2 separate regions of the Homo sapiens genome follow, and region 1 is linked to region 2. Evidence: chromatin contacts called from ENCODE Hi-C or POLR2A ChIA-PET data. All regions are on one chromosome and are shown on one strand. The core of a region is the stretch at or near the end of the contact, and the rest is flanking DNA. Distances in the headings are between cores, read along the strand shown. Region 1 holds the start of GBF1 (golgi brefeldin A resistant guanine nucleotide exchange factor 1). Region 2 overlaps GBF1 (golgi brefeldin A resistant guanine nucleotide exchange factor 1).

Region 1 (4,891 bases), core at 1,849-4,348, 35 kb after region 2:
ACAAAAAAAAAATAAAGGCATGGGTTGTCCAGTACACAACAGTCCCCACTAATCCTAATACATTCCCATGGGACTCAATTAACTCATTTACATTACCTGCCTGGCATTTAGGCACATGAGCTCGTAACCCCTGGTTTATATGATTGGCAAACCATTACTTTGCCATCATACTTCCATGATCATTTACACTACTATTGCATCTATCGTAATTTCCACTACTACTAGAACAAATAATCACTTCTATGATCACTTCTATTATTATTGGGGTTCCAAATCAGCACACTGCTTTATTATATTTTCATTTAGTTAAACAACTGCAGTTGAACATACTGAAATATTAAAAAAAAAAAAGAGTAACAGCTAAACAGCAGCTCATTATATTTACATAGCTCTTCTAGCCTGAGGATAAAATGTCAACAAAAACATACACCCTTAAATTCAATCCCACCATTAACCCAACAACAGAATCATTCTAATCAGTCACACAGAGCCACAGGGATATAGTGTGTGATCAATCAATGAGAAGTGTCATACAAAGATTAGGGTGATCCTTGCAGTGAGTACTCTATAAATAGAGTCTCCTCAAAAGCAAGAGCTGTGTCTTCTTCCTCTTTAGCTGCCCACAGCAGCCAGTCTAAGTACCCTATCAATGAGGTTATTATGTGAAAGTGGCAGTCATCCTGACTTCTGGAAAAGAGGGAAATAAAATAGTAGTGTAACTTTGAGAACTCTGAGCTGAAACTGGGATTGGTGCCCAGCTACTGAGGAGATATGTCTATAGCCTGAGTTCCCACTGTGCCAATGAGCATCACTGTCAAGACTGGAACATACTGTCTACAAACACCATTAAAAAGAAGCTCAAATACAAGCTTGGGACTTGTATTTGAAGGATGAATTTTCTGATTTGTGGGTAGGAGTGGGAATTATTCCTATCTAGAAAATTATTCCTATCTAGAAATGACATTTAGGATTAAAAAAAAGAAAGAGAGAGAAAGAGAAAACGTTTTGATGCCTCTATAGTCACCCTTAGGCTCAACTGAGGATGACTGGATCCTGGATTGATCACACTGCCTACCCAGAGACTAGATTGCCTGTTATGCAAAGCATATCAACTCAACAGGGCAATGGCCCAAGTGAGCAAGGCAGGATCATCAAACCTGGGTACCTCCTGAGGTATGTCATTTCATTTGCTGCGTTCAACTACTTTCTTGGGGGCGGGGAGAGGGGAGGAATTCTACAACTTAGATCAGCAAGTTAAAATGCAAATAGTTTCCTGTACCATTTCCATCTAAATCAACACAGGTGAAGCATAAATAATGCCATCCCCCTTCTCCCAACACACACAAAAATTTCAATTTCATAAGGACGAAGGTAGGAAGGGAAAAGGGAAATTATGAAATTTCAATTTCATAAGGACAAAGGTAGGAAAAATTGAGTTAGTCATTCCAAGATCCTAAATAGTTTTCTCTTCTGACACTATGAGGTTTTGATCCTCCTTGTTACTACCTCATCATGCAAAAGTGCAAAGTGTTCCTGACTGCCAGGGCCAAAAGCAGGCCACAAGTCCTGATCACATACTGAAACTAATCCCAGATAGAGATAACGTTTATTGAGTGCCCACTACATACCAAAAGGTATTAGGTTGATCCTGCTCTTAACCTACTACATGCTCTAGCTAGGCCACTGCACATACATGCTACTACTTTTAAGAAGTGCATTAACTGAGCAGTCCCAAAGCAGACCTTTCCATTTGTATCCTCCACAGGGCCTAGAGTGCCTTTTATACCTGAATTAATGCACAAGTTTCCACATTGTGCATTAAAAAACACCATCTACACTATTCCTTATTTCTAAAAGCATTCGTTACCCTTGGTGGACTTTTATAGCTTTACAACACAGCAGTTTATCAAAGGTCATCACAGTGCCATAAACTACTCTCTAGGGTTATGTTCCATCATTCACTCTGGGGCTCTGACCCTACAATTGGCTGAAAATCTCTCATGACTCTTTTTGCCCACTAAACATAATAGGCCGACAATACCAAACTTTGCCAGTATTCAAATATCTCTCTCTGCTGTCAGTCAAATATGTCATAATAGAGTGGTTTCCTTATGATTAAGCCTCATCTCCTTAGTGAAGATCTGAGAGAAAAATGTCAACAAAAACATACACTACAAAAGAATGCCTGTGAAAGATTGTATAAAGGAACAAACAGGCCCAGAAGATAAGTATAGTGTTTACATACAGACCCAGACTGGCAGCTGAGCTGTCCTGTAAGAGGGAAGCCTTCTCATAGCCCAGTTCCCTGCGCTGCTATAACCTCAAGCCTTCCACACGTCCCTCTGCTGACAACCTGATTCTAGGGTGCACTAGTTCATCATTATTAATGAAGCAGTTCCTTTGTATTAGTGAGGCAATCACAAAGAAGTAGACGCTGTACAGAATCTAGAGAGACTTTCACATCTAAAGTCTGAAAACCCATAAAAGTAGACACAATGCTCCTTAGGTTTGCTTTCAGCTTTTGAGTACTGGGCTCTTCAGGATGCAGAAAGCGCTGGAAAGGAGAAGCTAAATACTAGGTCAAGCCTGGGAAAACAGAAGATTTGGGCACCTGCAAAGGATCAGTAATGAGAGCAGAAATCGCCCCTCCTGCGGCAGAGGCATGACCTTTGCCCCTGCATACCTCCCTGTTCCCTCCCACAACAACCCTTCCCTCGTCTTATTCCTGTCCGCTGCGTCCTTAGCCCACCTTGGCTCGCCCAATTTAAGGGCCCTTCCCACTAATTCCCTATTGCGATGTCAGGGCGGCCTTCACGACACCGGAACTCTAGGAAGAGACTTCGCTGACCTGTCAGCGGATCCAAAATGGCGGGGCCTAGTCCCAGGACCGGCAGCCGCTGCTCATGTCCAGCCCGCACCCCGGAGGCGTCTCCGAGCAGCTCTCCCGGCTCTGGTAGCAGATGGGAGAAGAGAAGGAGCCTGTTTCCTGGAAATTGAGGCCGAAGTCAGGGTGGGACTGCACAGTCCGCCAGGATGAGTCGTCCGGGACGGGCAGTAGAGCCGGGTACCTTCCCTGTCAGCTCACTGACGTGGTAACTAGCCTCAGTCTAGCCCGCTGCCTGGTAACTGCGCGAGCCCTGCCGCGCGCAGCCAATCATAGCTTTGCACCGTGAAAAGTAGCATTCCGACTATCCAATCGAATAAAGGAAATTGGCTTCAGGAGGCGGGTAGTGCCTAAAGAAGCGCGATTACAAGGGAAAGAAAGGGTATGTTAGGGGACAACCAACGGATACGAGTACTCTCTGAGTGACAGTTTAAAAAACCAATAAAAAATGAGGAACTGGGCTGGGCGGCTAGAGAGGTGGAGTTAGGTAGAGTTCGGTTGCAGTGCGCGGTTTGGCAGTGGCTGCTGGGCATTATGGGGAAAAAGGCTACAATTGGCTGGAAAGGGGCGGGGTCCGCTTTGAGAACTTGAGCGGGCATCCCTACTCCCCTGTCCACGTATTATCAAAGTTACCTGGGCCAAGACCATGCCCCTTGAGGAATCACTCCTTTTCGAGGCAGCTCTGGGCTCCCTTCATTCTAAAAACAAGTCCAGCGATCTATTCCACACCCTGCTCTCCTCGCCCTCTTGTCCACCTTCCCTGTCGTGGCTTCTCACAGTTATGTCTGTCACGTCCCAACTCTGTTTCAGCGTCCTCTGCCCCACTCCCATCATCCAGAAATAGAGAAAATGGGACGTAGCAGAAGCCCTGGATATCTAATTTAAGTCTCTTCATTTTACATTATAGGAAACAGCCCCAGGGTGGAAGGCTGGGCCCATGTTCACATAATTAGTAAATAGCAGAGCAGAGAGACGAACCCCTGGGTCTCCTCACCCCCAGGCCAACTCTTTTCATCGCCTTTTGTCACCTCTTATGCCTTAGTATATCGGGCTTTGACTCCCGGTCTGCCTTTCATACCAAGCCTTTGACGGGCCTTATCCACCAGGCTAAATACGCAGCTTAGCCCACCTCATCAGTGATAGGAAACAGAAGTCTTTCTTGTTTGCCTTAGAAACGCTAAGGGGCCTGAGGGTTGGATGCCCACCTGTTTTCACTGTCTTGCCCCCAGCTGCCTCCTCCCCTTGCAAGAGATGATAGAGGTTACTAAGCTATTTAGAATTACCTGTATTACCTGGAAGTGAGAATGCGTGAGAAGAGGACAAGAGGATGGGTTTTCTCCTAGGAGACTGAATCATGAAATTCCCAGCCTATTTGGGACACTAGAGCCCCAGTGTCCCTGCAGACCTGGAGAAGCTGCTGGGAGGCAGTGAAAAAAAAATACCTAATTCTTTCCATACATCCTCCCAATTATGGACGACCCAAGTCCAGGGAAGCTCTATAACTAACCACATAGGAAAGTAGTCTCAAAACCAGACATCCAAAGACCATCCGTGTGCTACGATGCGCTATTTTTTTGTTTTGTTTTGTTTTTTTGTCTTTTGTTTGTTTGTTTGTTTTGAGAGAGTCTTGCTTTGTCATCCAGGATGGAGTGCAGTGCTGTGATCTTGGCTCACTGCAACCTCCACCTCCTGGGTTCAAGTGATTCTCCTGCCTCAGCCTCCCAAGTAGCTGGGATTACAGGCATCTGCCACCACACCAGGCTAATTTTTGTATTTTTAGTAGAGATGGGGTTTCACCATGTTGGACAGGCTGGTCTCGAACTCCTGACCTCAGGTGATCCACCCGCCTCAGCCTCCCAAAGTGTTGAGATTACAGGTGTGAGCCACCACACCTGGCCACGATGCTCTAGTGTAAAGCACCCATCAGATATCAGACGTGAAGAACCCCTCAGTAACTTCCTACACCTGCACATTGGGCTTCTGGTCGGTGGGTCCAGCTGAGGATCT
Region 2 (4,988 bases), core at 1,833-4,332:
CATTATACAAGACCACAGTAAGAAATTTCCTCCTCTTCCACCACAGCTCAATTCGGAGTTCTTTGGAAACACAGGTACTTCACTGTCTCCTGTTTTGCATTCTGAATAAGAGATCCTCCCACGTTTTTCCCCTACCTACAGGTTAAAACTTGCCAACAGACAAGACTTACTGGTAGAAGCACTTTGAATAGTCATTCTTCATATTGTCACTTTGTCTTTCATATTTCTCTTTCAAATTGTTGAGGCAAAAGCATTTTCAGAGTATGAGGTCTATCCTCTAGTATTCAATACCTGTTACATCTTTGCTGTCATCAACAACCTCCCAGCCTCCTAGCAGAAGGCCTCAGTCACCCAAGCCCTTAAAGACTCCTATAATTGGTGGTTTATACTTTCTCCCCTGTCCTAATCCCACTTCATCATGCCATGAAGATACACAATATTTGCAAATTTTCTAAAGCTCTTTCTCATTGTTTTGCTCATTGCTATTTCCACAGCTTCCTTTTGGAGATAAAGCCAGGCCCTTCCTGGCCTCAAGAATTTACCTGTGCCTGGACACAACTAGAAGAGGGCAATAGTCACCAGAGGGTCCAAACACAGCTTCTATGCTCATAGCTACATATAATAAAAGCATAAACGGAGAATGATCCCCTTTCCCATTAATTAAAATGGCTCTACTAACAAGTGGTTGTTAAGGGTATCAATAAACTGCCTACCCTCTGTCATCTTAGGTTGAAGTACTTTAAAAGTTACCTTTTAGGATCCAGGTACTATCTTCACTACTACTTCTCTGGGCAAGATGAGTGACTCCTTACCTTAAGATCTGATGGTTTGTACCTCAATAGTTTCCACCTCCTTGTGATAATCTTTTAATAGTATCTAGGATCATTAGTAACCCGCTACTTTACCTCCTCTCACCTCTCCCCTTTACTCATCCCTCCGGACAGAGCATTCAGAGTCAGTTAAGTGCCATGTCTTATTGAATTTTTAAATTTTTCTACTATCTCTTAGCACTGCAGTTCTGTGAATCTCCTTACTCCAAGCCAGAACTTCAGCCTACCCAATTAGAGACTGGAATTTAAAAACTCATGTTCCTATTCCCAGATAGTTAACACCACACGTGCTGGAAATAGGCTAGTTGGGTTAGTGTTCATGCTATACTCTCAGCAGACTTTCCTACTGAACCTGGTATCCAACAACAGGGACCAGTAAGCAGCCTGAAGTCTGTTGCCAGGGAACAAGGCTAACTCAGGATTTTCTGCCATCAGTTCCTTTGGTAGACATAGCAGAATCAAAGAGAAAGGGGTTTTCCCAAAATAATTGTGATTAAAATAATAATGTTAATTTGTCTCCAGCAAGACAGAAGAGTCCAGGAACAAGCTAGACTCACCTCTGTCTCTTGTTCCTCTTCAGTAAATGGCCCACCTGAAGGTTAGCTGTAAGTCTGCCCTTATTCACGTGAAAAGCAAATAAATAACCTCATCGCCTTTTTCCAAATCATAATCACACTTTAAAAGAAGCTTTTACTGTATAACCTTGAAAATGTTACTTAATTTTTCTGGAACCTGAGTTTTATCTGTAAAAGGGGAATATTAATAAAGGCACAGTCTATCTTGTGAGTTTTTGTGAAACTTGAAAAGAATACAGGCGGCCGGGCGCGGTGGCTCACACCTGTAATCCCAGCACTTTGAGAGGCCGAGGCGGGTGGATCACAAGATCAGGAGATTGAGACCATCCTGGCTAACACGGTGAAACCCCATCTCTACTAAAAAATACAAAAAAAAAAAAAATTAGCCGGGTGTGGTGGTGGGCGCCTGTAGTCCCAGCTACTCAGGAGGCTGAGGCAGGAGAATGGCAGGAACCTGGGAGGCGGAGCTTGCAGTGAGCCAAGATCGCGCCACTGCACTCCAGCCTGGGCGACAGAGCGAGACTCTGTCTCAAAAAAAAAAAAAAGAAAAGAAAGAAAAAAGAAAAGAAAAAGAATACAGGCAAACTGTTACAGCCAAGTGGAACCTAACAAGATGTGATGACTAAATGTAATGTGGTATCCTAGATGGAATCCTTGAACAGAAAAAGGCCATTAAGTAAAAACCTAATGAAATCTGAATAAAGTATGGACTTTAATTAATGATGAATCAATATTTGTTCATTAATTGTGACAAATGTGTCATATTAATGTAAGATGTTAATAACAGGGGAAACTGGGCATTGGATAGATGAGAACTTCTTTACAACTCTTCTATAAATATGTTTATAGAAATAATCTATTATAGATTATGTATGAGTCTAAGTTATAATATAACAATTTATATAAATATAATTTATAGATAATTTATAAAAATATAATTTATAGATTATAATTTATGTGCTTTATAGATTCTAAAATTGAAAGGCTATAATGAAAAACCACTTTATAAATTATAAAGTTCTAGTCAATTGTAAAATATCACATAATTTAGTAGATTTAGTATTTTATGCAGATTGTTGGTAAGGTAGGTAGCTATCTTAAGTAGCTCAGATAACAGAGATCACTTGAAGAGTTAAGTGCTGGTGTGGAAGAGTCTAGCCCCCAGAAATATCCCAGCTGTTTCCTGCCAGCTGGTGCCTCATGTCTGACTTGCAATAGAGTTGATTTTCTTTACGTAATTATTTTTGCCTCTCAACCCGTCTATTTCACTAAAAGAACAGTAACTTTTTAAAAAGAGGCTTTAAGCAGATAGGTGCTTTAATTTAAAACTTCAAAAAGTGAAACTTAAGGCATGGGTACGATAATTTATTAGGTCCATTTCCTAACTGGCTGAAACAGATCTGATCTCTACTCCCAACTTCAAATGTAGAAACATGCAGACATCCAGAGATAGAATTCAGCAAGTGTACCCATCCCCTGCCAACTCCTGCTCTGCCCTGGGAAAAAAAAGAAAAAGAAGAAAGCAAAAGTCCCAGAAGTGCAGGAAATTGTTTCTCAGACGAAAGACAACACTTCCTTTCCCAGAACAATCCATCTCCCACACTGACATCCTGCTCCTGCTATATTTACCCAACCCAAATCTGCCGATGATATACTTCCAGCTGCACTCCTGCCACATGGTCCTGTCACTCAACTGGAGCACTCAGAGGGGAATCTGTCCAGAGGGCAGAGCCTGGAAATCACTACACACTAATCCATGCTTCCTCTATTGCTAGCCTTCAGAGTAAAGTGAGACAAAATATGGACAGTATTACTCCCTGTTTATTTTGGAAGTGACTGGGGAGACAAGAGGTACTTCATTTTATATAGTTGCTAATTTTGACTGCTCTCATGGTAGCCAGCAGAGGAACCTGAACAACGAAGAGATTGAAATGGGAGGTTAAAAATAACTCTGTTAATGCTAGCAAGCCAAAAAACATCACTTAATAGCCTCTTCCTACCCAACCCACTAGGATCAGGCTATCAAGTCACATTACAGGGTAAAACCTTCAGTTCCATGTAAACAGATCCAAGGAGTCAAGGATGGGACAATTTCATTCACCCCATCTCATCCTATCTCATAGAACATTCTACTGAAAGGGGAAAACCCACACACTGGACTGGGTAAAGGTAAATGTTAGAGCTGACTCCCATTTTCCTATTTTAGGAGTTCTGTATTCTCTGTCCTTCTCTCCTACCCTTGCCTCCCCATCCCCAAGTTCTTTGCTTCTGCCCCTTTCCTCTTTCTGACTCTCTAGTTGTTTTCTTTTGTCTCTACTTATTTCTCTCTCTCTCTCTCTCTCTCTTTTTTTTTAAGACAGGGACTCCTCTGTCACCCAGGCTAGAGTGCAGTGGTGCCATTATTACTCACTGCAGCCTTGATTTCTGGGGTTCAAGAGATCCTCCTGTCTTAGCCTCTCAAGTAGCTGGGACTACTGGTGTGTGCCACCATGCCTGGCTAATTAAAACAAAAAAAAATTTAGTAGAGATGAGGTCTCACTAGTTACTCAGGCTGGTTTCAAACTCCTGAGCTCAAGCAATCCTCTTGCGTCGCCCTCCCAAAGTGCTGGTCATTACAGGCGTAAGCCACTTTTTTTGAGGGCAAGGTTCCCTCGAAGAAACAACTGATAGCTGATAAGGCATTCATTAGTAATGGTCATAATTATCATATCATTAGCCTATTCTCCGTAGTAATAACAATAAAAAACCTGAGTCTCAAGAAGCAATACTTCTTTTTCTCTCTGCTTTTGGAGGCTCAGTCATGCATCCTAATCATGCTTCAAAGGAATGAAAGGAAAGGCACAAGGAAAAAATACAGAAAAATAAGAGGGAAGGAAAGAAAAAAATGATAGAAAAGGAGAATAGGAAAACGTTTCTCCTAACCTTTTCTCTCTTAAAGCTCCTGGACAATGGGCATTTCCAAACTTTATGGATTTTGTTAAAGCTTAAGTGGAAGTGCTTAATAAGATGAATCAAGCTATTAAAATAGATTTGAGAACAAAAGCTGAAATATAATGATGAATTCATAGCAAATCCCACTTATTAAAAGAGGGAGTAAATTTTAAAAAAAGAATCCACTTCACATGGCTGTTGTCAGTCTGGCTTAGAGAAAAAGCACTTATGCTGTTGGTTGAGTGGAGAACAAATTCCACTGGGTGATGTGGCCATTCTAGGAAATTACCAAGTTCCAAGTCAAGCCTCATTGAGCCAAACCTTTTTCCAATTTTCAAACTCTTTTTAGTTATTAGATTTAGACATAAAAAAATATAGATCTTTAGGGTATGCAATTGTGTTTCTTATAGGAAGAGAAACAAACAGAAGCAAGCTAGAAAGACAGTTTGTGTCCACCTAAGAACAAGTATTTTAAGCAACCACTCAAATTTCACCATAACTGCAACCAGAAATTGGTTCAGGCAAGAATTATCAATGTATGTTAGGTATTAGAGGGAAAGTTTAAAGAGGAGTATGATCTTCAAATGTTTCCCTACAGATTGCTTATTAGTTGCAAGGGGAAATAACATCTACACAGTAAATAAATCAGATT

The links. A loop is a pair of places that touch in the nucleus more often than their neighbours do. ChIA-PET counts read pairs that join two places held with the same protein, here RNA polymerase II (POLR2A). Pooled maps may share reads with other maps.
Region 1: a map of heart right ventricle shows a loop between it and region 2 (3-fold over the local background). The contact joins the promoter of GBF1 here to the enhancer-like site in region 2. A Hi-C loop is called at or near these places in 14 of 168 maps with a recorded cell type or tissue (Right ventricle myocardium inferior, endothelial cell of umbilical vein, heart left ventricle and 5 more) and 16 of 50 pooled maps. POLR2A ChIA-PET finds 5 or more read pairs at or near these places in 20 of 52 experiments (A673, AG04450, BJ and 16 more).

Annotation. Positions count from the first base shown.
Region 1 is chr10:102,243,739-102,248,629 of GRCh38, reverse strand. GBF1 (golgi brefeldin A resistant guanine nucleotide exchange factor 1) reads right to left here and starts at 3,098. Exons shown (of 40, transcript NM_001377137.1): 1 at 2,849-3,098. RefSeq lists enhancers at 2,641-3,090, 3,291-3,350.
Region 2 is chr10:102,278,893-102,283,880 of GRCh38, reverse strand. The region is part of intron 3 of GBF1 (golgi brefeldin A resistant guanine nucleotide exchange factor 1); the gene reads right to left. Among named protein-coding and RNA genes, the nearest start is that of GBF1, 36 kb to the right of the region's middle. Within about 2 kb of position 3,082, at least 8 of the 41 ENCODE cell types and tissues checked have a DNase peak (open chromatin) inside an H3K27ac peak, as active enhancers do; they include A673, endothelial cell of umbilical vein, heart right ventricle and 1 more, where a contact is called at or near this core.